Linked DNA regions of Mus musculus: all the other regions are linked to region 1. Evidence: chromatin loops called from intact Hi-C (ENCODE). Cell type or tissue: left cerebral cortex. All regions are shown on one strand.

Region 1 (4,000 bases):
AAAAGACACAGAGAGGAGGGGACCCAGATCCCTAATTGTCAGTTTTCTTTGGGTTTGAGAATGTCATGTTCTATATCTAGTTACACATTTTAATTCTGCCCTCATCTGAACTTTCCTGAGCTCCTCTGAACACAGGAGGAGTATTGTAGATCTCATCTTCTTTTCTTAGCACCCTTGTCTTATGAGGACATACTGCATTCCAAGAAGAATTCGCTCCATTTTTTAAAGTATGAAATTCATGATTGATAATATCTGGTTCTTCTCCAGAAGAACGCTATGCCCAGCCTCATCACAGATGCTGGCGTTTCAAGAATCCTGGGGTTTGAGCCCAACTCCCAATGTGTTGGATCCAATTTCATATGCAAAGTAAACTCAGCTATTGGCATAGACATGCAAAGTGCTGAATCTCAGTTTCCTTCATATTTTCTTCCATTTTTCAATGTATATGTACCCACAAATATAAATACAGTTTTCATAAATACATAATTAGGAAAACATACATGTGTTGTGGATGTGTACAATTCCTTGTTTAATCTTTTTCTCTTCAGTGACGTGAGCAGATGAGGCACCTATAACAGTTCCTTTATGGCCTTCTAATGTTCACATCTGTGTGACAGAAATTAAAGTAGCCAAGTTCTATCAATAGTTCAATGTGCAGCCTGTCTGTGTGCATACTATTCTCTCTCTCTCTTATCTATCTATCTATCTATCTATCTATCTATCTCTCTCTCTCTCTCTCTCTCTCTCTCTCTCTCTCTCTCATTGGCATGGGTGTATGCCTGTGTATGCGTGCATGTGTGCGTGCATGTGTATATGTATGTGTGTATTTCAAGGATCAAGCCTTATTATCATGTATTGATCACTCAAGATGTCTGCTCTGGTACTGTGTCTAAAATATGATAAACTGTGTTAGAGAAGAACACAATTTTGTACTGAGGATAGCATGTCACATTGCACACTTCTTCCCTGTGTCTGCTGGACCAAAGATTACATGCTGACTGATAACCAATGTCATCACATACTATCTGGTCAGCTTTCCAATTAATTGTAGTATTTGTTTTCTTTTTAATTTATTTTTATGTTTTGTCTGCATGTATATATGTGTACCACCAGTGTGCCTGGTACCCTTGGAGTTCAGAAGAGAACATTGGTTTACCTGAGAGTGGAGTTAACAGGCAATTGTGAACTACCATGTGGGTGCTAGGAATTGAACTTGGATCCTCTGAAAGGGTAGCCACTGTTCTTAACCACTGAGCCATTTCTCCAGCCTGAGTTATGGCATGTGTGAAGGAGATTATTGAGTCAACAGTAGACTTTGCACCTCAGACTCAAACTATCCTATTTTTAGTTAGTCATCATTAATGCATTCTCTTACACATTAGCCTATATGATATCAATATGTTCTTTGGGGATTGGTTTAACACAGTAGTCACTAAATCAGTAGTCCTTATGTCCTGTAACTATCTTTCCAGCACCTTCATCTGCATTCATGAGAGCAAATACAGAGTCCTCAGCAACAGCATTGGGTTTTTTTCTGAGTCTGATACATCTATGCTTCTATGATTGCTCACTACAGAAAATGTCAGGAACCAGTTCATAAAATAATCAGTCCTGTGGAAAGGGCCACATGTAAGGAACTGAGGTATTTTGTCAGCCGCAAAGGCCTTCTGCCAAAAGCACGTGAGTAAGGCATCTGGGATGTGACGCAGGTGCCTTAAGGCATCTCAAGCCCAGTTCAGCCCTCAGGCGAGCAATGAAAATCTCTTGAATGTAACCTGTGCACACTCTTAAGTAAGCCGCTCCCACACTCCTGCCCTACAGAGAGTGAAAATGATGCATTCACTGTTTAAAGCTATTAAGTAATTTATTTCACAGAAATAGTTAATGAACATATAAATAAATAAATGTGATGTAAATTAAAATAATGAAATATTACTATAAGCCAGTAACCTTATGAGACATAGAAATTATAGAAATTTAGTATCCTAACAAATTATTTTGTAAGACCATATGGGGAAGTATATGTATCACCAGGAATTTTTACTCTGGGTGAAGCGTCGGCTTCTGGGCAGCAGTTCACCATTGGCTTTGGTTCAAGTAGAAAGCCTCTGTCTGGGAGAAAATGAGCCATCAAAGCCTTAAATTGTTACAGGGGTGGAACGACAGATGGAAGCTGAAGGAGTCTCAAACACATGGCCACTTTTCCCCACAGGACATTTGCTGGGTGCTGGGAATATATCAACTGTTATCCACACAGAATCCTATGCAAAGTGAAATCCCTCCAGCCTGTGGGGCTTGCAAAGCGAAGGTGGTCTTGAAGGAAGGGTGAGCTCTGAGCTCACTCCTGAAAACTCAACATCCTTAAAAACATGGGCCATATGTTGAAGCCACCTATAACTAGAGGCTCAGGAGCTAAATGAAAACACTCTCAAGTGAGTAAAGGAAGGTCCCAGTCTTTCAAAGTTGAAAGACTTTCAGTCAAAAGCCTGAAGACATATTTCAGAGTGTGGGACACTAATGCAAAATGAATCTTACTGCCTCTTCACCACAAGGCCGACCATGCCAGGTCCTGTTTAGGAAGTGATTAGCATCTCCCCTGTGTGCCTAACAGAAGAAATAAGACCCACCTTTGGTGACAGACTTGCTGGAGTAACTGGAATTTTGAGATGTTTTTATACACAATGTTCAGGATATATTGCAAGTTAAATTACAGAAAATACATAGACAGGCAAAGAGTTAAGGTCATGTGATTATTCTTGTTCACTGCAGAGTTCTGTCTGCCTCTTCTCTTAGATCATCTGCTCCAGGAAAGCCAGCTGCCACATCACCCTCTGAAGAGACTGATTCCAGGTAAATAATAACCACCAAGAACATTTGAGACTGAAGGTAAACTAGCCAGAGGCCAGAGCAACTCAACAAAACTGCTCTCCAGCCTCTTATCGACAGAAGCTTTATAAACAGCTTCTGTTGTTGTTTTAGGCCCTAAGGTTTTGTGAACCGTGTATGCAGCAGTAGGAAACTATAACATATAAGCCACACAAGGAAAACTACACATTCTACACCGTCACATGTTCACTAAAAAAATTATACCCACCAATATAACTTCCACACAAAGAAAACTCCAAGACTTCATATTTTCACCTGTAAATTTTTCCAAATACTTACTGGGGAAAAGATGGTACTGGTACTGTATACTCTTACTGAAAATAGTTTTGTTTTTGTTTTTTTAAATTGCTAATAGTGTGACCAGCATAAGCTGCCAACAACATTACAAGTTGCTTAAGCATAATTTTTTAAAAGTACTTAAAAAATTTTATTAAACTGAAAGTAATAAAAATCAAGATGGTAGAATGCTAGAGGCAAGTGACTTTTATTTCACAATATTTAACATTTTTATATTTTATATTTTAACATTCAAATATCAACCAATGTATTCTATGATAATAACAGATATAAAGAAAAATCCTATGAATATTTCAATGTGTACAAGAAAAGTACTTTTGAGAAATCAACATCTATTCTTTATAAACATACTTAGCAAACTAGCAATAAAGTTCTTTACTGGGAAAAAGGTGAACCACCACACGCAAAAAAAAAAAAAAAAAAAAAAAAGAAAGAAAGAAAGAAAGAAAGAAAACAATCTACAATGTCTACAATAAGCATCCTACACAAATATTGAACATTGAAATCTTTCCCCATAGAACAAAGAAATCAGATATGAATGTACTTATATTCAGTGATGTACTAGAGGCCTGGAGCAATCAAATTAATGCAAATATGCAAATAAAAGGTATAAAGACTACAAAGGGGGAAAGTATGATATTTTACTTCATATATAATGTGTGATGGCTTGAATGAAAAAGACCCCCATAGGGAGTGGCACTATTAGGAGGTGTGGCCTTGTAAGAATAGGTGTGGCCTTGCTAGAGGAAGTATGTCACTGAGAGTAGGCTTTGAGGTTTCAAAAGATCAAGCCAGGCCCGGTGTCACTTTCTCATCC
Region 2 (4,000 bases), 240 kb before region 1:
TGTGTTCTTCATCTTACCCTTAGTTATAGAGCATAGGAGACTTACCAATCAGAAAATCACTAGTCCAAGTTACCATCTCAAGGAGCAGGAATTTTGAAATGAAGTATTTGAGATTTCATTCATTCTTACAAATCAGGGCTCATAAGTTTCTTGGATGAGAACTTTTCTTATGTATATACATGTACGTGAAAGGGAAGATTTATAGCCTTCCTGGGCAAGTAATCTCTTCAAGAGTTAGAAGATTATTACCTATGATACCCTAGACTCTACATTTGATATTTGGTAAGACAGGTCATAAAGTTGATAAAATTGTTCCGGGGCCTTGTACCAATCTGTACACATTCTTCCAGCTAGAAATGTTCTTCCTAGACAAATCCAAGAAAGAAAATTGAAAGTACATCAAGGTAATATTCTTCTTGAGTCTAATATTGTATACAATACATAATGGCACTTAGTAGATGCAAAGTTTGGCCAAAGTGATACCAAGTGCTATAATCCTCAAAAAGATCTCCAGTTTTTAACAGTAGAAAGAAAGCCTTGTTTGTGGAAAGTGTATTTGAGTATGTTTACAAGGATTTAATTCCGAATGATAGCACCAGACTCATCAGAAGAGCACTCTCTTCAAGGTTTTATTTAGGGCAAGTTTAACGTCTTTATTCCTCAAACTATAGATCAGTGGGTTAAGCATGGGAACCACATTGGTATAAAATACTGAAGCAAACCTTCCCTCTTCCATTGAACCAGGGAAAGAGGTTGTTAAATAGGTGAATGCCCCTGACCCAAAAAACAGAGCAACAGCAACTACATGGGAACCACATGTGCCAAAGGCTTTGGATCTACCTTCAGCAGAAGGAATCTTAAGAATGTTGGAGAGAATCAATGCATAAGAGATAAAGATGCTGATGCTGGATGCTGTGATGACTACTCCAACAACAATAAAAAACACAAGCTCGTTGGCATAGGTACTGGTGCAGGAGAGCTGTAAAAGGGGAAGAACTTCACAGAGATAATGGTGGATCATATTGGAATCACAGAAAGTAAGTGTCAGCATGCTTCCAGTATGGGCCATGGCTCCAGCAAACCCTATCACATATGAACAAAACATCAGCAGAGTGCAGACCTGAGGAGACATGGTAACTGTGTACAGCAGAGGATTGCAAATGGCCACATAGCGATCATAGGCCATTGACACCAGCACGTAGCATTCAGAATTGACAAAGAAACAGAAGAAAAACAGTTGAGTCATGCATCCCATGTAGGAGATAATGTTTTCTGAGACAAAATCACTCAACATTTTTGGCGTGAACACACAGGAATAACAGAAATCTATAAAGGACAAGTTGAAGAGGAAAAAGTACATTGGAGTATGAAGACTGGAATTCAACCCAATTAAGGTGATCAGTCCCAAATTGCCTATAACAGTCAGCACATAGATACCTAAGAAGACGAAGAAGAGAGGCAGCTGGAGAGCTGGTTGGTTTGAAAATCCCACAAGGATAAATTCAGTCACAGAGGAGCTATTTCTTGGAGCCATTCTCTTCTGAGACATCACCTAGAAAAGTGAAATAAAACACACAATGACAGCTATATACATGCACAATGGAAGAAGGCTCTAGAAGGTAAACCAGTGAGTATGCATGCCTGCTTTTCTTTGGCCTCTCCTCCTTCATCTACAATTCTCTTCATCTTAAGCCACTAATAGTGTGACTGAGCATAGCTCATTTCCCATGGACTGATTAAAGAATCAAGATGTTTATTTACATGGATAACAAGGATTCTGTTCTTGCCTAATAAATGAGGAAGCAGATGACTTCTACTGGCTACTCATGGACTTTCAAAAAAAGTAACTCAAGAACCAAGAGTTATCTCAAAGCCCAGTGCCTTAGGCTTTGTTAAATGTGGATCTGCAGAACTTATTCTATTCATGACTCTTTCTCAACCACACATGAAGTTCCCACCTACAGAGAAAATCAAGCTCAAACTGTTCCCTGCTGGCTCTGTTTATACTGCCTTCCACCTCCAAATCTCGTTACTTACCTTACCTTAGAGTCAATGCTGAAGGCTACAGAGTAATAAATGCTTCCAAGAGCCCTTGTGTATATGTTTAGAAGAAAACCACCAAGAAAGATAGAATTCAGAACTTTCCTTTCCTTCTCCTTGGTTTTTATCAGTGCAGTTTTATGCAATAGCTTTTTCCATTATCTTAGAAGAAGATGGTGTCACTATACCACAAGTCTGACATACTCAGATGTTCACTCTTCTTATTCTCCTGTTACTAAGAATCTGTGCTTTATATGGCCCCAGCTCTCTGGGGTGCTCATGGGAAGGACCTCAGTTAAGGGGCATCGTCCCAGTTGCTCTCTATCAACTTCAAGAAAACAAACAAGGCTTTTGACAAGAAGTAAAAGCTGGCATATTGCAAGAAGTTGCATAGCTTAGTGATCTTGGGGACCTGATTAAGGCAGACTCCCCCTGGGAATTTTTCTAAAATCAGTCTCTTTGGGGATGAACCTACTGTCATTGTTTACAGGCTGTGTTAGATATTTCTGTTCCATCTAGAGGAGCTAAAGTTCTACTTAAACTTCCCCCTAACACGAGGGATGTTATATTATTATTTGCTGAGTCTGGAAGCTCATTTTTCCTCTTCTTCATTCTTGGGGCCTAAAACTGACTTTAAGAAGGAAAGACCCAAAACTTAGTTTCTACCATTTCCTATTTCTCCTGGGGAGCTTTCAGGGGAAGACAAAGTGAACAGTTCACATAAAATCTTCCTAGGTCCATGAGCTTCTTACAATAGTGAGACACTACCACAGATGCCACCTACACTACAGAAAGCCATAAACAAGCTCTGATTAAAATACCACAGCACACATGAGGGAAGCACTCATATCTGTATAGGATGGGAGGTACTTCAGGGTTTGATACCACCCTTATTTAGATGATAAAGCTGCCTTTCATTCTATCAAACATAAACATCTGCAGTTGTAAGTTTCCACTGAAGCTACCTAAAATAATCTGCTTTCCTCAAGTGGCCCTAAAAGACACCACTTATCCTTGTATGAATATTAATAGCATGTGCTTTCACTCTTAAATATACTGCATGGTGGATTGCAGATTTTGTGTTTGTACTACTAAAAAGAACACAAGCAAGTATTCAGACCCTCTGGCCCTGTGGTCTTGCAGATTGACTAATGTCTATCTCCTTTTTGCCACCTCTCTGGCTGCCACCTTTTTTACCCTTCAAAGTCCTCCTTAACTAAACATACCCTTCCTGTACATCTATTATCACTTTGCCTTCCAACATAGAAAGGGCTTAAATTACAAGCTGCTTCTGATTTACTGAAGCCAGGAACTTTAAGCAAAAAAAAAAAAAAAACCTAGAAACTCAAGCTACATACCTAAAATAGATTAGAAAGAAAAACCAAGCACAAGCAAGGATAAAATAATAAATTGATCTGCATTGTTTAACTTTAAAAAAAAAAGAGCACTTTCTACTGCTAGGCACATGCTCAGTAAGTACATAGGTTGACCTCAACATGTGCTAAGTAGTGTTCATAGCACAATTATATGTATGAGCCCAAAACTGAAAGCAACCTACAGGTCAACCAACTGTAGAATGGATAATAAATAGTGGGATTTTCAACAATTCTGGGGTTGTAACAAAATAAGATTTCATTTAGCCATGAAAGTTCATGATATCAAGCTATCATGGAATTAAAGAAAACAAGCACAAAGGGGCACATGTCTGTGGTTCCATGGAATTGTGCTTTAAATATGAAATGAATTCCTGAGCTCAAGCTTTGAATGCTTGGTTCCTTGTTAATTACAGTGTCTGAGGAAGTTATAAAACCTTTAAGATATGGGATGGAGTCAGAGGAAGTAAGTCACTAGGGATATGATTTTGAAATTACACCTAGTCACTAGGTCCTTCCTTGCTCAATGCTTCCTTCTACCATGAGGTAAGTAGCTTCCTCCTTCACACATCCCACCTCCAAGATTT
Region 3 (4,000 bases), 110 kb after region 1:
GGCAACGGAGGACAGCTGGCCATCATCCCCCAGCCAGAGCCCTTCTTTGTCTTGAAGAAAATGATTCAGTTTCCTTTCAGCCTTCTCTTCTCCAACCTGAGTCATCTGAAGTCTTTAACCTTTCTGCGTGTCATTTTTTTATCCAGTTCTTTTTGTCACTCCTCTAACCCTGTCTTGAATATGACCCCAAGCTCCTCCTGGGAACCTAAAGAGACCCTAGATTTCCCCCACGGAGCACCGGAGCTCAGATGGAGAAACTTATTGCATGTTGTCCTGGAGAGGCTCCCTAATTGCCATGGTTCTCTTGCCTCCCGACAAGATCAGAGGCTCCACATAGGCTGCGCCTCCACCCTCCTTCCTGCAGCCTCCCTCACCTCCTCTGCACCCAGCTGAGTGCAAGGCTTATAACATGTGGCACATAAATTTTCATGATGTCTGATTTGAAATGAGGTGCACACATAAAAATTTTTTGGCGAGGTACTTGTAATTTACTGATAAATTATACAGCAGGTTTTGAGCTTTTGAACAGTTTTTATTGTGGTACACGCTAGGTAGTAGACCTTTGGAGAATGCTTATATTTTTAACCATAGCATTGTAAACTATGTAAACCATAACAGTATATAGCATTCATTCAGTAGATATTTATTGAACTTCTGCTGTAGGTCAAGCACTATGCTAGATGCTGGGGTCTCAAAATGAAGGGCCAAATTCTGCAGGCATTGACAGCTTCTGTGGAGAAGAAAAGAAGGCACAATGAGCAAGCAGCGTTGCAACGGAAGTGCCAGGAGACACTGAGAAGTAAAGATATGGACACAGCTCTGTATCTTAATGATTCCACCTTGCTAGAAATTGGTGGAAAAAAATGGTTTTAACTGCCAGCATCCTTTCCTGGGGTTGGCCACCATCACCCTGACTCTATGTGGTCCTAGAATATATGTCAGTGTGGTGGGTGTTATAGGTTGGATCCTGAATGCTTTCCAAAGGCCCATGTGTGTTAAAGACTTGATCTCCAGACAGATTTTTGACAGATCAGTAGTTTCTTCCCAGTGGGAGGAAGTCAGGTCTCTGGATCCTGACCCTTTCCTCCCTCTGTTTCCTTGCTCCCATGAGGTAAATGACCTCCTCCACCACATATGAGCAACGCGAGGTATTGCCCCATCACAGACCCAAAGCAACAGGGCCAAAGGCACACAGGCTGGGACTTTCTGAAGCTGTGAGCTGTTAAAAAAAAATCTTTCTTCCTTACAACTGATGGTTTCCAGAACTTTGTCACAGGAATGGAAAGCTGCCTAACACAATGGGCAAATTCCCAAGGCATACGTACTTAGAGCCCTCCCCAAAATTGTCTTGTACGGATACATAGTAAGATGATCTCTTTTCCTTGAAAGTTTTAGAATGTCAACAACTGGTTATCTTTCTTATATCATACCTATCTGAGGATATAACCAGCAGAAAGCCTCTGAGGGAACCCTTGCTGAAAGACAGGGAGAAACATAAAAGACCCAACATCATTCTGAGCCCTGAATCCAGTCATCTCATCCTTATTAAGCATCCAGTAAGTGCCTGGTTTTGTTTAGGCTTGTTACTCTAGAAGGAAGTACACACTTCAAAGTGCCTTTGATGCTGAGGTGGCTTCTCCTAGAAGGGAACAAAGGGTTGAAGATGATTTCCTGATGTGCAAATGGATCTCTGACACTATGATGTATATAGATTGTAAAGGAACCTATCAAGGCAGTAGAAATGACCAAATAGTGCAGAGGCTGACATTAAAGGGAACTGTAGGTTTGCTGCCTATTACCTGTATGCCCTTGCTCAAGCTACTTAGCCACTGCTTCCCCCTTGAAGTCCTTGTCTACGAATACATTTGCTTCATTGGATTATCTTGATCATGACATGACTTGATATACTAAGACTACATATTATTATACATTATATAATAAGGCAGGCTTTCTTTAATCACTGTCTAGCACACTGTCCTTCCATTGTGGACCCCTGATTTCCCTCCAACTCCAAGCAAAAGCATGGAGGACACTGCAGGTAGAGAGCAACCTGTCAGACCACATGGGCTGGGTTACTTATAACATTTCCTCTCCCTTACCACACAGATTGACACAGGCAAGGGCAAGAGCCCCCCCATCTAGAGCTGAGCAACCTCTCCAAGAATTTTTAAAGTATTATCGATGAATTTAGGATTGAAGGATTGCATTTCCTCTTGGATCCCAAGTTCCTGGCTTAAGTTCAAGGTGACCAATAGCCAAAAGCTCAGGGTCGGTGCTGGCAGCAAAAGAAAGCAAAGCCAAGAGTCACACGGAAGGAGCTAGAGATACATTTCTGCACTGCTATGTTAGTTATTCCATATGGTGCAGCTAAGAAGACTGTTGGCATGCCAACCCCATAAAAGGAAAGGACACTGCACTGGTGTGATGTGGCTCATAGGTAAAGGTGCTTGCCACCAGGCCTGGTGAATTGTCCTAAATTAGATCCCTGGTTCACATCTGAATTAGATCCTGATTGCTACTCACATAGGAGAGAATCTACTCTGGCAGGTTGTTCTCCGACCCATTCACATGGTCCATAAAAGAAAATCCCTTTCTCCAGCTGGGAATGGTGGCACATGCCTTAATCCTAGCTCCCAGGATGCAGAAACAGGTGGCTTTCTGAGTTCAGGGCCAGCCTGGTCTACAAAGCAAGTTCCAAGACAGCCAGGCCTACACAGAGAAACCCTGTGTCAAAATACAAAACAAAGTCCCTTTCTTAGGGCTGGAGAAGTAGCTCAGTAATTAAGACCATTTGCTGCTCTTCCAGGGGACCTGGGTTTGATTCCCAAAACATACAAGGCCACCTACATAGAGGCTCGAAGTTCTAGGTGATCCAACATGCTGGTCTTCATCAGGCATGCACATGGTGCATATACATACATGCAAGCAAAATATTCATACAAAAAATTTTTTAATTAAATCATTTTAAAAGATGTGTGTCTTTGTCTCTCTGTAAATCTTTGTCTCTTTGTCTCTCTGTCTGTATCTCTCTCTGTCTCTGTCTCTTTCTTTCTGTCTGTTTCTCTCTGTCTGTTTGTTTCTGTCTTCCTGTCTGTCTGTTTCTGTTTCTCTCTCTCTCTCTGTCTCTGTCTCTATCTCTCTCTCTGTCTGTGTGTGTGTGTGTGGTGTGTGTGTGTGTGTCTCTCTCTGTGTCTATCTGTCTGTCTGTCTGTCTCTGTCTCTGTGTGTATGTGTGTGTGTCTCTCTCTCCCTCTCTGTCTCTCTCTCCCCTCTATGGGGGGTATGTTGGTCTCTGGCACCCTGTCATATGCATTTACCCATTTTGTTAGTCAGCTTTCCATTACTATGGCAGAATACCTAAAACCATTGATTATAAGGAAGATTATATAGCTAGCAGTTTCAGAAGCTACTGGTAACACCACAATTCAGGAAGGGAATGTGTGGTAAACGGGGTTAGTTTACTTCATGGTGACTGAATTGAAACTCAACACTTGACCCTTTCGGTGAATCAATGCTTATGCTAAGATAAATTGGATTTCTATACCTTCTACCCAAACGGACATAACATGGATCACTCAGCATGAAACAGATGAAATACAGTAAATGCTCATAATAAACATTTGGCACAGGAAATGCTCCCAAGAAAATGTTTTCAGACCTTCCCCACTTACAGAATCTGCTTTAATTCAAGATAAACTCAGCCCATGAGCCTGTGCACGCATGTGTTCATGCTGGCTTATAATGACAATAATGATGTTGACAGTAATAGTAATGAAAATAAAGAAACAAAAAGAACCCCACTGTCCCAGAGGTCTCAGCTCCCTGACACAAGTCAGTCCTGTCTAAAGGTAATGACCACTTCAAAGGAAGCAAGCACACAGTCACTGAAGAATGGGCAGCGAATTTTTATCATTGGGCTGACAATTAATTGCCCCTTCCAGACATTGGAATAGATAGGTTGGTAGCTGTTTATGGATTATCAATTACTCTCTTTGCCTAA
Region 4 (4,000 bases), 150 kb before region 1:
TATCCAAATACTGCATCATTTTAAACAAGAGACTTAACTCCAAAGCTCCAAGCAGAGCTGGATTCTCATATCCATGGTAGGTTGTGGAACTCATTTCCATGGATTCCAGGAAACAATTGCATATCATTTTGACTCTTCTATATTATGGTCATTGTTATCAATTTTTAATGTGCTGAATCTATAAATTAAATTTTATAAAAGATATTTGTACATAGCATAAGCTTTGAAGGGCAGGGCTTTTATGCACACTGAAATTTGAAAAGCCCTGATGTAGTCCTTGATCCCCAGAGGTGAAATGGGGTGTATAAATTTACCTAATTTAAATTTAAAAATCAGGTGTGGGTTTTGTCTCAAGGGAGAGGAAGAAAAGCAGTGAAAATGATAGTTTATCTGAAATAAAGTTGTTCAGTTATAAGCACAGGATTATAAAATCCACCAGCTTTAATGAAACAGATATTGGGAAAGCAGGGTTTGATGGGGACTATGATCTCAAGATAGGACTGTGCCTAGAAATTTGTCTACAGCTGAAGAAAGAGAGCACCATCTATCTGTGATGCCTGGACCATGGAGTGATAAGTAAAGGAGGGCTTCCTTTATATTTGTATAGATCAAAGCTCTAAAAAGAAACCCAGAGACATCTGCTTCACATGCTCACCTAAACACCTCTGTAATAGCACACTTTTACTTCTGTATGGAATTTTATTTCAAAAAATATGGCACATCCCAAGATAGAAGCATAAACCTCCTTAGACTCAGCCAAGGGAACACGGTTGAGTCAAAACTGGAATCCCTGCAGAGACATTTAGTAGTACATTCTAAGCCCTGGCAATCACTCAGTGAAAGTATCTATTCTCTCTGCAGAACAATATATCTGTAGTAGTGGCTTTTTCAGTGAAATGCCTACAACCTTTAAAACTTTCAGATTCTATGTTATTAAATAACAATGAAAACTTACCCTCCACACCAAAAAAGGACTAAAAACTAGTACATAAAGGAGAGAGAACAGAGTAAATGTCATTTTACCATTGGCTCTATGCAAGCAATGATATTCTGCATAGAGACAGCAGGGAAGAATCACACGTAACCACAGTGACATTTTTCTAAAGATACCTCAGTTTGGGAGGCAAGATTCAGTTCATATTCTCCATTATTTTGGCTAATGCATAAGTTCACTATATGAATGATTCATACTTCTATTCAGTAATTATTCTATATTTCCATAATTTTTGCATTTTAAGTACACATAAATATTAAATTATACTCATCTGCTAAAAATGTTTTCCTCCAAAACATGGTATTAACTAAAAGATGAAACTGTTTATATAGATTTGCCTTCTTAAATAATGCTACATATATTTCCCATAAAAATTAGAAGGAAAGTAGTGTTTAAAATTGGAGTGGACAGAACCAGTATAATTTCTGTTCAGGCAACTACTAACATGCTCCCCACTTCTACCCTTTCCTCATCTCAACTGTATTATATAATGGAATCAGACAGAATTTAATGTTTGAGATTGGCTTCTTTTTCACACAGCATAATTCTATTGAAATTCACCCAAGTTGCAATGTGCATGAATAGCATGTTCCTTCTTGGAGGAGGAAGGTGTGATATAAAAAGGCAATGGAAACAAGAGATCCTTGTGGCAATGAATTGTTATGTATCTTGGCTGTACCAACAGCAATATTTTGGTTGTTATATTGTACTGAAGTGTTGCTAAACCATACCAGTTGGAGAAAGTGAAGAAAAAGGTGCCTGAGATCTTTCTTTGTTTCTTACAGCCAGCTGGGATTTTTGCAATGATATAATAATGAAAGACTCAGTAGCAAGTCATTAAATAACTAATTGAGGTTATACAGTGTGCTTAAGTCCACCTCGTGGCTGGAAAAGAAAAAGTTAATTTTTGTACATGGTTTCAGAAGTTCCAGTCCATGGTCACTGGGGATATGTTTTGTTGTTGTGATTGTGGTTGGTTGGTTGGTTGATTGATTAGTTGGTTTGGGTTTGAAGTTTTGGAGGTTTTTTGTTTTGTTTTTTGTTTTGTTTTGTTTGTTTGTTTGTTTGTTTGTTTGTTTGTTTGTTTTTCTTTCTGAGTATACAATGATGGGATCATATGCCAGAGGTTAGCTATTTACCTCACAGCAACCAGGAAGCAAAAAAGAAAGAAGAGGGTCCAGGATCCTGATATCTCTTTCAAAAACACAAATTAGTGACCCAACCTTCTTCCAACAAGGCCCCGCATCCTAAAGATTCTACCACCCCCAGAAACTCCATGCTTTGGGACCATGACCTTAACATATAAGACCTAGATGACGTTTCAGATCAACACGAATCAATCGTAAGTTATGTAAATCATAGATTAAAAGGTAGCAACTAATTTGGAATCCATTCCTGATTAGAAGACAGAATAAAGCCATAGTACTAAAAGTCCTCACTATTGTTTAATGCTGCTATATTAAAGGTATAATAAAATGTTAATTCATAAAATGGGGGAAAAGATAAGTGTGAACAAAGTTGGAAGTAAATAAGTACAAAATTTGTACATTTTTAATGTACTCACTATAAAGAAATAACATTTAAGGTGACAGTTAAGCTAATTATCCTGATTTGATCATTATACATAGATTGAAACATCACACTGAGTTTTATAAACACAGTTATTATGTCAATCAAAAAGAAAAACTTAAAAATAAAAATATCTATAAGTGACAAATTATATTACAAATTATAAAACTGACATATTTTATTAGTATAGTTCGTATAATAAAATAATCGGAAACCTAATAAAAGAGAGGACTCTTATTAAAATTACCACAGTAGCATACCCAAACATATAACCAATAGAATGTATGCAAAAAATAAATAAAGCAAATTATTAAGCATTGCCAAAGATACTGATAGAAACCTGAAAAAACAAAAACCAGAAAGCTGTGTCACAACTAGAAGCTTTAAAATCCGAAGTATGAGAACACCCTTGTGATGATCTGAGTATGCTTGGGCCAGGGAATAACACTATTAGAAGGTGTGGCCTTGTTGGAGGAAGTGTATTACTGTGGCGATAAGCTTTGAGGTCCTCCTACTAGTTGCCTGTAAGCTAGTCTTCTGGTTCCCTTCAGAACAAGATGTAGAACTCTCAGCTCCCCCAATGCCATGCTTCCCACCATAATGATAATAAACTGAACCTCTGAACCTGTAAGCCAGCCCCAATTAAATATTGTCCTTTATGAGAATTGCCTTGGTCATTGTATCTCTTCACTGCAATGAAACCCTAACTAAGACACCCCACTCCCAAGTTTACTTGTCAACCTAGGAAAAGATTTTTAATGCATTTATGCTATCAGATTTTTCATTGTATGAACTATACTAATAAATATGTTCATTTTATACTTTGCAATTTAATTTCTCAACAAATTTGTCAACCCAAATTAATTACAGAAGTTATTGTTAAACATGAATGTTTGGCAAGTCCCGCCCCCAAACAATAGAATAAGTAGGAAGTTACCCTAACGATATAAGAACATAATGAAGTTTCTATAGTTAAAACAGTGTGGGATTAGCTTACTGGTAGACTGATAGTCCAATGGAGCAGGAGGTAAATCTCAGAAATAGCCTAACATCCTTGACATTTACTATGTGATAAAGGCAGGAGCTCAAAATTAGAATTAGATGAACATTTTTGTAAATGGCAATGGAGTAAATGAAAAACCATATGGAAAAAGATAAAGTGGGATCCATTTACACCATACATCAGCATAACTAAAATAAACCAGACATCTACCTGTTTAAGCCATGAAATGATACAAACAGAATGGAATTCTAAGTAAATTGCTTCACAAACTATGAAGCCATAAAGCATTTCCAACTATGGTTAAAATATCATAAATTATAAAATAATAAATTTAATCAAGAGAAATTTTTAAGACAATAAAAGACAAGTCAAAAGCCAAATAACAAAATGAAAGGAAATAAATGTATCTTATCCCTGAGGTAAAAAGTTTATTT
Region 5 (4,000 bases), 120 kb after region 1:
TAACAAAATTCAATGGGTTCCTTCTCGACACCCCCCCATTCCAAAAAAAAAGACATGGCAATAAAAGGGATACTTGTGGAAAGAGTAGGGGTTATCAGGAGTGGGAAGGGGCAAAAGAGGGTAACCAGGTGAACATGGTTTAAAGGGCACAAGTAGGTCACAATGGAATCAATTAATACGTAGAATCAACGTGTGACAATACAGTGTTCTTGCTAAAAATTTTAAAAAGAAAACACTTAGTGCAGACATTGCCAGCAGTGAGAATGCAGGTATTTTTGTCTATGTGCTAACTAACAGGAGGTCTACCGTTTACCTGTGCTTCACAGGGTGTGTGGACACGGCCCTGTGGAGTTGTTTTTGCCTATTGTGTCTGCAGTGTCTGTATGTGGGAAGATACACCACACCACCCCGCCTGGGAGTATGTATGGATGCATGAGGCTTGGAGCGTCTATGTCACTATGTGCCCATCATGTAGGCTGTCTACCATCAGGTTTCTCTGTAACTAGAGTGAGGAGGGCATCTCTGCAGAGAGGGGAAATAGAGGGAGTAATGTTTGGGACTCTAGAACAGGGAGGTGGGTGAGGTTCGTGGTTTTCTATCTATGGGCGGTAGGGCGTGCTGCACCCAGATGTGTATTTGTGCCCTGGATGTTGGAGGCCTTGTGCTTACTCCGACGTACATCTGCCTGGCAGTCTGCGACTTAGAAAGCGGGGGGGGGGGTGAATTTGGGAGATGGGGTGTGTAGGAGGAATGGATGGAAGTGTGTAGGTGGAGAGGTTGGAGCACCAAAGCGAGCGAGGCGGAGAGAGTCGAGAGAAGGAGTGGTCCTCGCTCCAGTTCTCCCCGCCCACCCTGCAGAAAGTGTCTTCTGATTGGCTTCGAGGCCGCAGGGCTCAGGTTACATTCGCAAGAGTTGCGGAGCGCGGGAGACCGGACCCAAGAGGAGAGAGGCTGGTTCTGCAAGGATTCTGCGCTGGTCGGGGAGTGCCCGACAGCCCCTGAGCTGCCACCCAGCATCGTACAAACCCACCCCCGCTCTGCGCCAGGCTCCACCCCAGCCAAGGACCCTCAACACCGGCAATGGACTGCTGCACGGTAAGTCCATACTTGAACTCAGCGTGTTCTGGGGCAAGGGGCACACGAGAACCCCTGGGGGGTGAGTGAGGGATGGAAGTGGGTGCGGAAGACCTAGGAACAATGTGGGAAAGAATGGTGCTGAAATATTGTATTGGATGATGGAAGGCGCCTGCCTGATCTGAGCCAAGCCCTGGGGAAAATGCTCCCCAGCTCGCGGGGGCGTCTGAGCGCCCATGGGCCAGACAATCTAGGTTGTATCTGGATCTGAGCAGAGCTTTCATGCAGGAAAGCTGCTGCTTAGACGAGAGGTGGAACTTCCCCCACGGAGACACAGGAAAGTTGCTGGTGTGCTAGTCCTTTCCCTTGGTATTTTTTGGCCCCCAAACGATTTCCTATCCCACTGCTGCTGTCGCGGACTGTGGCAAGATCTTCACGACCCTCAGATGATCGTCTAAGCCCTTATGTGGCGAAGTCGGGGAGAATCCACCCTGGTCTTGGTGGTGATGGGCAGGAAAGAACCTAGTCAGTGTGGTTCTGGGGTGGAGCTGGTTCAGCCCCCAAAACCTTCTCCTTTGGAAGGTGCTGGGTGAGTGACCGTGAGAGGGCCCTGTGGGCAAGGGGAGGAAGTGTCTATCAGCGCCTACACGGAAACTGGATGCTGCAAGTGCCTAACGCCAAAGCAGATCTTGTTAAGGGCTCTTGTATGAAGGCATCCAGCACTGGTCCTGGCTCCTAGCTGGCTAAAGGAGTTGAGTGACCCATACCTATATAAAACGTGTTTGCTTATTCTTAGCCTCCGATCTAAGGAAAGAGACGACTCCAAATTCCTAGTGTTTTCTTTCTGTCACTCTGGCTAAAGACTCCAGAGGTTACTTAACGACAGCAGGAACCCCACCTTTCTCCCACAATGTGCAAAATAAATAAGTTTGGAAGGGAGGAATAGCCCATATCTTTGAGAGGTGACACTTCCCAATGCCCAGTGTCCAAGACGCAGTGAGAACTTAGGGGCAAGCCATTGCTGACATTTTAACTCTTGTTAAATAAATAACAGCTGCCAGAGTGCCTGATCACCCCAGGTAGGTAGGTCTTTTACAGTTGTACAAATGGGGCTTAGAAATGTGATTTTTTTTCCCCAAGTAGGCACCTTTGACAAGTGTGGAGCCCTGTCCTCTCAAAAGATTGCCCTCCAATCCCTCTTTGAAGCATACTGATTTTCATTACTGTAAATGCTCATAGCAGTAAATGTATAGATCAGAAAAAATATATACATATACATATACATATACATATACATATACATATACATATACATATACATATACATATACAAGCATGCCAATCACATACAGTTCCGCCCTTTGAAGAACACTATCCAGGGCTTCTTCCAAGGAAGCGGTTTGCTATTCTCCAGGGAACAGTTTGTTTGCTTATTTGCTTATTTACTTACTTATTTTTGGTGCTGGGGATTGACTTCTGGACTTTATGCCTGCTAAATATGTACTCTGCTTCTGAGCTACACACTGAGCCCAAGAATCACTTTTTGGCTGGGAAAGGAAAGGTGTGGGTCTTCAGTCTCAATTGAGGAAGAGCCCCTCATCCCCAGCAATGTTCCATTAAGTAAAAAAATAAAAAATAAATAGATAGATGGCAGATTATGAGATATGAGTCAACAGGGGAGGAGGGTAACTGCTAGGCAAGAAAGAAAAGGCTGAGAAGCCAAGAAGGATGGGGAAAGGAATCGGGAGATGTGCCAGCAGGGAAGACATGAATGGGTGAAGACTCTAGGAAGCCTGAGAAGGATGAAGAGGGTGAGATGTGGGGCTCAGGCCTCCAACCTTGTCTCTCCTGGTTAGTGCTTATAAAAATACCCAGGAAGCCATTGGTGCATGGCAAGTAGATAGCTACACCACAGATAACTAATACTGATAGATAATGGCTGAGGGTGTGGTTAATGTGTTTGAAATCAGTGTCCCCTAGAGGAAGAGGGACTGCCAGAGGTATTGAATGTCCAGGGTCCAGGGGCACCTCCTGCACTGGGCCCTGACACAGTCTCTGTTTTTTTATGTCCCAAGTCCACTGGACCAAAGGGCCAGATAATATTCAGCATCAGTCTCATTCTGTGGAGTTGGAAGGAGGCAGAAAGAAGGAAAAGAGGGGGCAAAAAAGGGCGGAGGACTGGAAGAGGGCAGGGCTGCTACCAGGCATCCCTGCGCTGTAAAGAGAACAGTATGCCTTCCTCATCTTTTTGCTCTGGAGTTCTCTTCCATGACCATCCTACCTGATGTTTGGGAAGAATCTAGCCGTGCCTTACTTGTTCTTTTCCCCCTTGGTAAGCAAGCTTAGAGAGAAATGAGGAAGAAGAAAACATCAGTGTTCTTTTTCAAGGGGATGTTTTTAAAGGAGCTATTATTCGATGTTCCAGTGTCTGATTGACATCGCAAATGTACATGACTTTCCTGCCTTCGTCTAATAGGAAAAGAAAAAGAAATCTGTTTTGATAGCCCACTCCTTTCTCCTTTGTAGTCTCGTTGACTGTGTACCAGCTAACAGTATCGAAGTAACCACCCGCCCTGAGGCAGGGGGTAAAAGTACAAATTCTGAAGAGGACCATTTCACTGTTGTTTTGCTATGCAACCTGGGGGAGCTATAAAATGTCTCTGAGGTTGTTTCTTGACTTCTAAAATGGAGATTACATGGCATAAAATGTCCCAGGTACTCGGCACAGGGCCTGATATATAAGGGACAGCCGACAGGCATAGTTCTTAAAGCTGTTTGGATTTGGGGAGCTGAAGGATACAATTCACCTGAGCTAAGTTCTGCTTGGCCCTGAAGAAAATGAGAGTCTCTGAGGCAAAGGAATGTGGCCATCCATGGCTCCTCCTTTTTTTTTGGCAAGTACATTCTCCCACTCCCAGGTGACCCC
Region 6 (4,000 bases), 230 kb before region 1:
TAGAAAACAACAATGATATTGACAAGACATGTTATACATGGCAAGGAGAGTTTGGTGTTGTTAGAGTGTGTTGATGCTGTAAATTCACTGTTCTCCCTCTCTAAATCCGTAAACAATTAAGAAATTATCTATAGGAGTCAAGCAAAAAACAAAAGCTTTGTGAAAGATAAGGTCAACTAGAAGTCTTGGCTTGAATATGCACCTACTAAATGACGTTGCAATGTCCTCCTTTTACATCACAAAATGGCTGAATTTTTTTTTTTTCTAATCTGAGTCCAAGTCCAAACCGATCTGGATGGAGAACAGTTTATCTCCTTTCCAAAGAGCACATGATTACAAGTAGGAAGCCAAGGTTCTCAGAACCTGACTATCCTAAGTAGAAAGCAAGGAACTGTGATCAGAGGAAGGGGTAGACCACACTGAGCCACAAATTCATTCTCCCTGATTCTTATCAGCCCTATTGACCTGTCTTCTCTATTGGAATGGGAAGAAGACAAAGTAGGCATCAAGGGAATGCATTTCAGGTAAAATCCAGGTCCCTCCTTGCTAGAGGAGGAGGAGCCTGAGTGAGGCCAGACGGGCTCAGAGAGCCTGGCATCAGTTTGTACATGAATGTAATCAGTGATGAGCAAGACAAAGAAATCCAAAATAAGATTCTTTAATATTTAAGGAGATTAAAAACTCCCTAGTTAATTGTAGTGATAGTTAAATTGTTAGTGGGCATTATGGAAGTTGGTTAACCTAACAAGATGCATCCTGGGACGTTGAAAGGTAAGAGAAGAGAACTAAGGAGTGGATGATTGAATTTGATAACTACTAAAAAGTCAAAGGGAACGCTTATCTTAGGATTTACAAGAGAAATTTAGGACATCAGAATAACATGTGGCTATTTAAAAGCCCTGTGATGAGAATGACACAATACTGTCTTTCTCTGTAGCAATCACAAAGTTTTGTATCCCACTGACATTGCAGCATTAAACACATTGTAGTTATGTAACTGTTAAAAATAATTATTTAATATACAATCAATTGTGCTGAAAGCTGTTTATATGTTTACAGAAAGACAATAAAATTATAGTGATACTTAATGTGATCATATTCTATACATGCTTATATAGCATTACACAAAGAGGTCCATGTTTTTCTACTTACAGAAAGAGAGACAGAGGGATGGAGAAAGTGGGGGTAGAATATTCTGAAAGAACATGCACCAAGATGCCACGGATGGTAATATTTAAGTGCTAGGATCATGGCGTTCTTTTCTTTCAGAGATTTTGCTTATCTCTATGTACTTATTATCTCACACATTTCTACCATATGAGCATTTCTTTTTCAAATTCAAAGCAAAAAATGTTTTTTAAAAATTAAATTATGAGTTAAAACACTGCATAATTTCACTATTTTAAGTTACCACTGGGGATTTGTTCAACATTCACTTAACACCTCTGTATCTGCCAGGCATTAAGATCCCTGAATTTGTTAGCTCACCTGGGTAGAATTAAGAATATACCCTAAATAAATGACTTGTGAATATGTTACAATGGTATCCATAAAGCAATAATCCATCAGTCCACGTACATATTTTCATACTCACTCTATTAGCCCCGTGCCTTCTAAAGGAAGGAAAATCATTTGTGTCTTTCTTTTGACATATGTTGTTCAGCAAAGTGTTTCCAGCTCAAATGAGTAAATTCAGGGTCTTACTCAGCTCAAGGCAGCAAGAACTTGGACTTTGTACAGGTGAATATATATGCAGTGCATGATCTATTTCTTAAACACCCAGATTGAGCCTTCTGGAAGGCAGCTAGTGTGAAAAACGTGGGCTCTAGAGTTACACAGCTCAAATGCAATTCTTCATTCTGCCACATCTTATCGGTCCAATCTAGGCAGGTCCCTTCACTTCATGGAATTTTGTTGTTGTTGTTTTCTCCTCTATAAAATGAGCATAATTGTCTGAGACAGTTGTGTAAAAAATTAAGTAAGAATCTGTATATAAAATTAATAGAACACAGAAAGCCTCAAAACTATATTAGGGATTGAAAACCATGAGGGTTTAAACTGAAACTTCTTGTCCATATATATACTTTCATTCTCAAATACTGATAGCCTGGGCAGTTTTCTTTTAAAGGGAGACATCACTGCAAAATGGAAAAGAATAAAGGGAGCAAATGAAACAAATGGTCATATCTTGAATAAAACTGAACTGAACTTCATTTACAACCAAATTATATGCCATTTTCCTCTCATCTCTGGTTCATTTCTTTCTTTTGTGTGGCCTCAAGAGAACTTAATGGAAATTTGAGGAAGGTGTCATGTAACTAGGTAAAAAGGGAACCATGGATGACACAACACATGGGTCACTATTTTAAATGTCAGCAGACTTTCCCACTCACACAGAATTTATGTGCTCAGAGAAACAAATATCTAAATGTGTGCTTTACAAATATGAATGTTTTCCCACATGATCTCAGAATCACACCAAATATGGCACATCCTACTACACACCCATGTCTTAGTTTTAAACAGTCTCAAAACAGAACCAATGTAGAACATGACAGGTCTAAAATAAATCATTTATCAGAAAGAAATAAGACTCTCAAATTTTAACAAAGATATATTAAAAAGGTCACAGAAACCAGTCATAGAACAGCTGCTTTCATCCAAGTCATTGCATGTTGATTCTTAAACTAAGTGCTGACTACAAGGAATCATAATCCATTAGACAAAATTAGAATGCATACATTCATGATATACGTGATCTGTGACTAAAGAGGATCATTTTGGGAAAAAAAATGCAGCTAAAAAGATTGTACTGAGTTTTAAAAATCCCCATTTCTTAAACAATCAAATCCTAATGATTAAGAATTATCAATATATGCTAAAATTCTGTGTAAAAGTCTGAAATGGAACACGTATTTATCTCGAAAAGCCTGAAAATAACACACTACAACTACTGTCAAGTCTTAAATGTCAAAGGAGTAACCATTCCCAATAAAGTCACTAAACAACTGATGGCAAAGCCTTTACATTATCAAGTGTCTGAAGAGGAAATCCTGAAGGTTATATAATACATATTCACATCTGAGAGAAAAATGTGACAATGTATCCTGACATAGCAGTAGTAAGTACTTTAAGTCAGCAAAAAAGAATCACGCTACGGTATTGGAGGCTTTGTGTTCAGCAAACTCATCTTGTGAGAACAGAGATCCAGGCAGGACTTGGAAACAATCAGTCACAAATGTGAATGATTCCTTTTTCTCATTGCCTAAGCTTTCTCTCCTGTTATTTCTGGGCTATTAGTTTAAATGGAGTGAAAAATTAATTATCAAACTTGGAAATTTTATTAAACATCCTTCCAAGGTTTAATTAGATAAAGATTGAGCTTAATCATCTAATGTCATACATTCTAATATAAGAAGGTGTGGAATGTTGGGATTTACATTTCTACATTAGTCACCAGGTTAGGGGTCACAAGCAAACAGAGAAAATATAATTGGGGTTTGCAAGGAATGGACCGTGACTCCAACTTGTCCATTTCTATATTGGAAGAGAAAGACATACTCAGGAGAATGAGAACATAAATGCCCATTCGTAAAGCAGCTTCGAAAACTACGTGCTCCATTCTTGTGCCCAAAGATAATAACACCTGCCTGACACATGTTAAGCTAGGCAGGGGTGGGAAGGTATGAGATGCCAACAAGGGACAGCTGGGGATGTGTGCACAAACTGTACCACCCAACTTATGGTGGGGATGGATATAGAAAACTGAACAGATAACGGCTAAATGCTAAATACTGTGAGAACACATAGAAAAGATGTTGACACCAAGGGGGGGGGGCGTTCTAGAAGAACACTTCACCGTAGATATGCACAAAACCTAAGTCTCCTCAGAGAATCTCTTCTTCCTGAAATAAAATAAACTATTTAGCACATTAAAAATGTAAGGAATAAGGAAAAGACAAATTCCAGTTTTGCTCTAATTTCTTTTTGTTTATTATTT
Region 7 (4,000 bases), 130 kb before region 1:
CATGGGGAGTTAAGGAGTGGCCCAGCCATTGAGGTATTTAAGGTATTAAAACTATAAGGCTGTGTATGTATGTCTTTCTTTCAAGGAATCTAAAACATTGGGGCAGTAGCAACAAGCATGCACATACCAACCAGGAAGTATAGAGCAGATTAATATACTACCACAACAATGGAGAGTCACAGATCCCATCCCTCATTGAGAAACTACTGGCAGCTGATGGCTGTCAGTGGAAGTAGAGTTATTTTTCTTTGGGGATCTAGCCACTGGCAGGTTGCCCATGCTCCAGTGGAGGACACTACATGCATGCCAGCACAGACGAAAAAAAGGCTTTATTCATTATCAGAAAACAGCCTGCTAGATAATAAATACTACTTTGGCTCCTGGTACTAGCTTTAGGTAGTTATCTATTAATGGTCTTCTGGGTTATTCAAGATGTTGTATCTCCTCCGGGACCAGAGATACAACTCAAGTTTCATCTTTGGTCCAGTTATATTGAGTTTCAGGAATTTATTTTTGTATTTCATATCCTCTGTTACTCATATGTGGTCATAATTTTTGCAGTCTACTTTTAATAAGCATTCAACCTTTCCTCTTTCCTCTTTCCCACCACCCACGTGAAAGAGAAAAGTTATTAGGATATGGAGGAAGTATACCTGTTCAGCAATAGTTCTTTGTGGGTGAGCGCAGTCCTCTTTGGCAGCAGTTCAGTGCCTATCATACACCAAATATGACTCAGCAGATGCAGACCAGTCAGTCCTCTAGGCAGGCAGACAACACACACAGACCAGCAGCTTCAGTTCAGTCCTCTCAGCAGGCAGATATCAGACCCAAACCAGTAGCTGTAGTTCAATGCTGAAGAAACCGCAAAGCTAGCCAACTGGCCCAAATGAGCTGCCACAGGAATTTCATAAGCAGCTCTTTGGTGAGTTTCTCTCAACTCTGATACCACAAGTGGAGCTCAACAATGCTATGTAAGTTGAACCAATGCATGTGTGTCATTAGTGAAGAATAGTGAGGTGGAGCAAACTAAACCAATGTCCCATGCTCATCTCCCACTGTCTGTGGGATCATATTTATACTCCTTCATCAAACATCCTTCCACGTGTTTGGTATATCCAAAAATCCTTTCACCTGTGACTGCCCCAGGAAAACATCCTGTGTCTGTCCCAGCAAAACATTCTTTCACCTGTATGCCCCAGGCAGCCATCACTTGACATACCTGACTTGTCAAACAAACCAGAAGTTTCCACTTCACTCATAGTTGTACATGGATACATGTAAATATGCCTTACTGAGGTGTTATTGAACTTCAAGTAAATGGAGCCAATTTCTGTAACCAGCACAGCAATTTTAATAAATTATGTATCCGTGCAATCAATATGTGCTATTTCATTTTCCTAAAATGTTCTGTACTATAATGAGTAGCCCCTCCCTCCGTTGTGTGACATTATTTCATGAGACACATAAACAAATGTTTACTTGTTCCTGATAAGGAACCAATGGCAGAACAAAGTAAGGATACTACTAAATCCAACTTGGTGAGCCAATGAGTTAATTGGAGTTACTTCAAGGAGCATGGATAAGGAATGACAGAACCAGAAATGGCTCATATATAGTTGCATCACAAAGACCCTTCTGCAGTACAGGTGACACCTCATGAAAAATGGGAATTTGGGGTTCACAGCACAATTCTCAGCCATCTTAACAGATGAAATGTGAAAGAATCTCTCTTCCATGCAGCACAGTTGGTGTGAGTCTCTTCCAAGCAGCTCAGCTGGTCTCTGTTTCTTCCTGGTGGCCTGGTCTATCTCAGTCTCTTCTAGGCAGCTTAGCCTCTCTGATAGTGTCTCTCCAAGATGCTCACTGCTTATAGACATGTGAGGAGAGAGAGTTCTAGGAAAGCAGGTCAATTTTAGGGACTTCCTGAAATAACTCATTTTTTAACTTGTGGAACTTAAAGAGCTCCCCTACAGGATAGAGTGTCTCACCTCCCTTAGAACACCATGTGTCTTAAGGAGCTTCCCTCCAAAGTGGAAAGTTTTCATAGAAGAGGAAGTTGCTAAACCACACCCCAAACTTCAGTTCTAAGCAACTACAGACTTACTAGGTTTTTTTGCCTATATTTAAAGTTATAAAATGCATAGCCACTTAAACATGATGTTCCTTTCCCTCAGGATAAAGTTCTGGGCTTTGTTCACCACTTAGGAAAACTTTGGATTGCTTCCAATTGAAAGCTAAGATAATAAAGATGCTAAAAATGTACCTATGCAAGTTTTTACATTTTACAGCCATAAATGGGCATCTCATCCCTAATCAGTACTTGGCATTGTCAGTATCTTTAACTTATCAAATTGCATTGGATGTCTAAAGGCAAGGTGATTTATCTACATTTCCCTTATCATTTATAATATTAATAATATCATTCACACTCATATCCTTAACCTGATTACACATTGTTTGTTGAGTGACTCACTACCAAGAGAATTTGAACCATGTGCAAATTAAGGCTTCTGCCTTTCCTGGCTGTAGAGCTGCTTACCACATTTCCCAGCGATAGTTCATTGGTGTCCCACCACCTCTTCCTGTGACCACAGCCAGGAGATAAGCATCACTTCTCTCTCCTGACACTTGAAGATGGATGAAAATGGGGGATAGGAGCCTCTTCCTCAAGACCCACTTCCACACTGCATATCACTTCAGTGCACTATGCTGTCATAAATCCAGGTTTCAGCTTCCAAGGTGTTATACTATTGGATGAAGTACTTCATTTTCTAGTTAAAGATGAGGATAAGAGAAACAGGCAGGAAAGCTGAGTCTGAACATTTGGGTAACCTGGGTCAAACAGCCAACTGCTGCTCCATCGTTGTGCCAGGCTCCAGTGAGAAAACAAGAACATAGAGACATAAACAGATGAATAAGTGACTTCCAGACTCCCCTACTCATCTGTTCTAGCTCAGGGTAGCCTCAAAGCCATTCTTCTGTCTCAACAGCTGTTTCCCCAACATCTATGCTAATTAGTCTGCTTTGGTCAACTCCTATGGCAAATCCTTGGTCACTGCAATCTGGGTAATCAATCCTGGAGTAAAAACACAACAGCTCTAAAATTGTATATTATATCAAAAAAAAACAAAAAAACAAAAAAAAAACAAAAAACAAAAAAAACAAAAAAACTTCATCTCACTGAGCAAATAGGAGGGCAACAAGCCCACCAGAGCCATTCATTTGTAATATTCCTATTTCTTTGTGCTGAGTGAAGTAATCATAGGAAAGAGATTAGACCAACCAGACCTATCCAGGACTCTATTTTACTTGGTTTCTGATGTTTAAATTACATTTTCCCCAAGTTTCTTTTCCCTGTCACCCAAAATGAGAAAATAGTTCAAGAAAGCTGGAGAAAGAAGAAATTGTTTCTGTTTAATAGAGGAAAAGAACCAAAAGACTATTTTTCATTGATATTTTTAAAAATTCACATTTCTAGCCAACTAACACTTAAGATTCCCAAGGGAAAAAAGTCTTCTCACCATGACATCAAAAATACAAAGCAAAAAGTTAAAAATAAAAGTACCAAATCACTAAAATAAGTTTATCTCATCCATAAAATTCAATGCAAATAAATTGTTTCTTCTATAAAGAATTTTTTGATGTTGCTTTGATAAATAAATGCATGTTCTCAATTAGTCATTGCTCCCTTAAGCTACCTAGAACCTTACTTGGTTATCCTGAATCACAGATTGCTCCATCAAGGCTTAACTACCTAAACCCACATCCCCCAAAAGTCTAAATGACATTCATTTGTCTTAAAATAATATATACCTTCACATTCACTGTCTTGATAAACACTAAGCCTTTGGAAGTCCTATTGCAAAGATTCATGTTGTTGAGTTCCACAGATGGTTGCAATCTTAATGATAACCACATAACACAGTCTTATTTTTTCCTTTTCACTTGGTCTAGACCAACTTTAAAAAGTTGTTTGTATTGCCTCTTGATAATAATGATA

The links. Peaks named below come from ENCODE experiments on the same cell type or tissue, not always from the same donor. Only the 100,000 strongest peaks of a DNase experiment are listed, where the experiment ranks them.
Region 2: it touches region 1 in a loop (3-fold over the local background); 2 of 42 quality-filtered maps call a loop at or near these places.
Region 3: it touches region 1 in a loop (2.7-fold over the local background); 2 of 42 quality-filtered maps call a loop at or near these places.
Region 4: it touches region 1 in a loop (8-fold over the local background); 2 of 42 quality-filtered maps call a loop at or near these places.
Region 5: it touches region 1 in a loop (2.8-fold over the local background); 2 of 42 quality-filtered maps call a loop at or near these places.
Region 6: it touches region 1 in a loop (2.2-fold over the local background); 2 of 42 quality-filtered maps call a loop at or near these places.
Region 7: a loop joins it to region 1, with 2.8 times the contacts of the local background. A loop is called at or near these places in 4 of 42 quality-filtered maps.

The regions. Positions count from the first base shown.
Region 1 is chr9:37,673,636-37,677,635 of GRCm38, reverse strand. No RefSeq gene overlaps it. Among named protein-coding and RNA genes, the nearest start is that of Panx3, 6.4 kb to the right of the region's middle. In left cerebral cortex, no CTCF peak of the experiment used is centred here; DNase peaks (open chromatin) are centred at 209, 1,722 and 2,158; H3K27ac peaks cover 2,063 bases.
Region 2 is chr9:37,916,193-37,920,192 of GRCm38, reverse strand. It overlaps Olfr878 (olfactory receptor 878), which reads right to left and starts at 1,645. Exons shown (of 1, transcript NM_146798.2): 1 at 581-1,645. The coding sequence starts at 1,549. The coding sequence ends at 605. In left cerebral cortex, no CTCF peak of the experiment used is centred here; a DNase peak (open chromatin) is centred at 1,993; H3K27ac peaks cover 2,303 bases.
Region 3 is chr9:37,563,991-37,567,990 of GRCm38, reverse strand. It overlaps Gm46107 (a long non-coding RNA gene), which reads right to left. Exons shown (of 2, transcript XR_001779124.2): 2 at 512-730. Among named protein-coding and RNA genes, the nearest start is that of Gm46107, 11 kb to the right of the region's middle. In left cerebral cortex, no CTCF peak of the experiment used is centred here; DNase peaks (open chromatin) are centred at 310 and 2,373; H3K27ac peaks cover 2,810 bases.
Region 4 is chr9:37,827,673-37,831,672 of GRCm38, reverse strand. No RefSeq gene overlaps it. Among named protein-coding and RNA genes, the nearest start is that of Gm24764, 6.9 kb to the right of the region's middle. In left cerebral cortex, no CTCF peak of the experiment used is centred here; DNase peaks (open chromatin) are centred at 692, 1,040 and 1,590; H3K27ac peaks cover 1,433 bases.
Region 5 is chr9:37,549,632-37,553,631 of GRCm38, reverse strand. It overlaps Nrgn (neurogranin), which reads left to right and starts at 887. Exons shown (of 4, transcript NM_022029.2): 1 at 887-1,095. The coding sequence starts at 1,081. In left cerebral cortex, a CTCF peak has its summit at 1,624; DNase peaks (open chromatin) are centred at 865, 1,278, 1,667 and 2,806; H3K4me3 peaks cover 3,552 bases; H3K27ac peaks cover 3,676 bases.
Region 6 is chr9:37,903,548-37,907,547 of GRCm38, reverse strand. No RefSeq gene overlaps it. Among named protein-coding and RNA genes, the nearest start is that of Olfr145, 8.1 kb to the right of the region's middle. In left cerebral cortex, a CTCF peak has its summit at 1,865; DNase peaks (open chromatin) are centred at 1,779 and 2,392; H3K27ac peaks cover 2,687 bases.
Region 7 is chr9:37,805,451-37,809,450 of GRCm38, reverse strand. No RefSeq gene overlaps it. Among named protein-coding and RNA genes, the nearest start is that of Olfr876, 3.6 kb to the right of the region's middle. In left cerebral cortex, no CTCF peak of the experiment used is centred here; no DNase peak of the experiment used is centred here.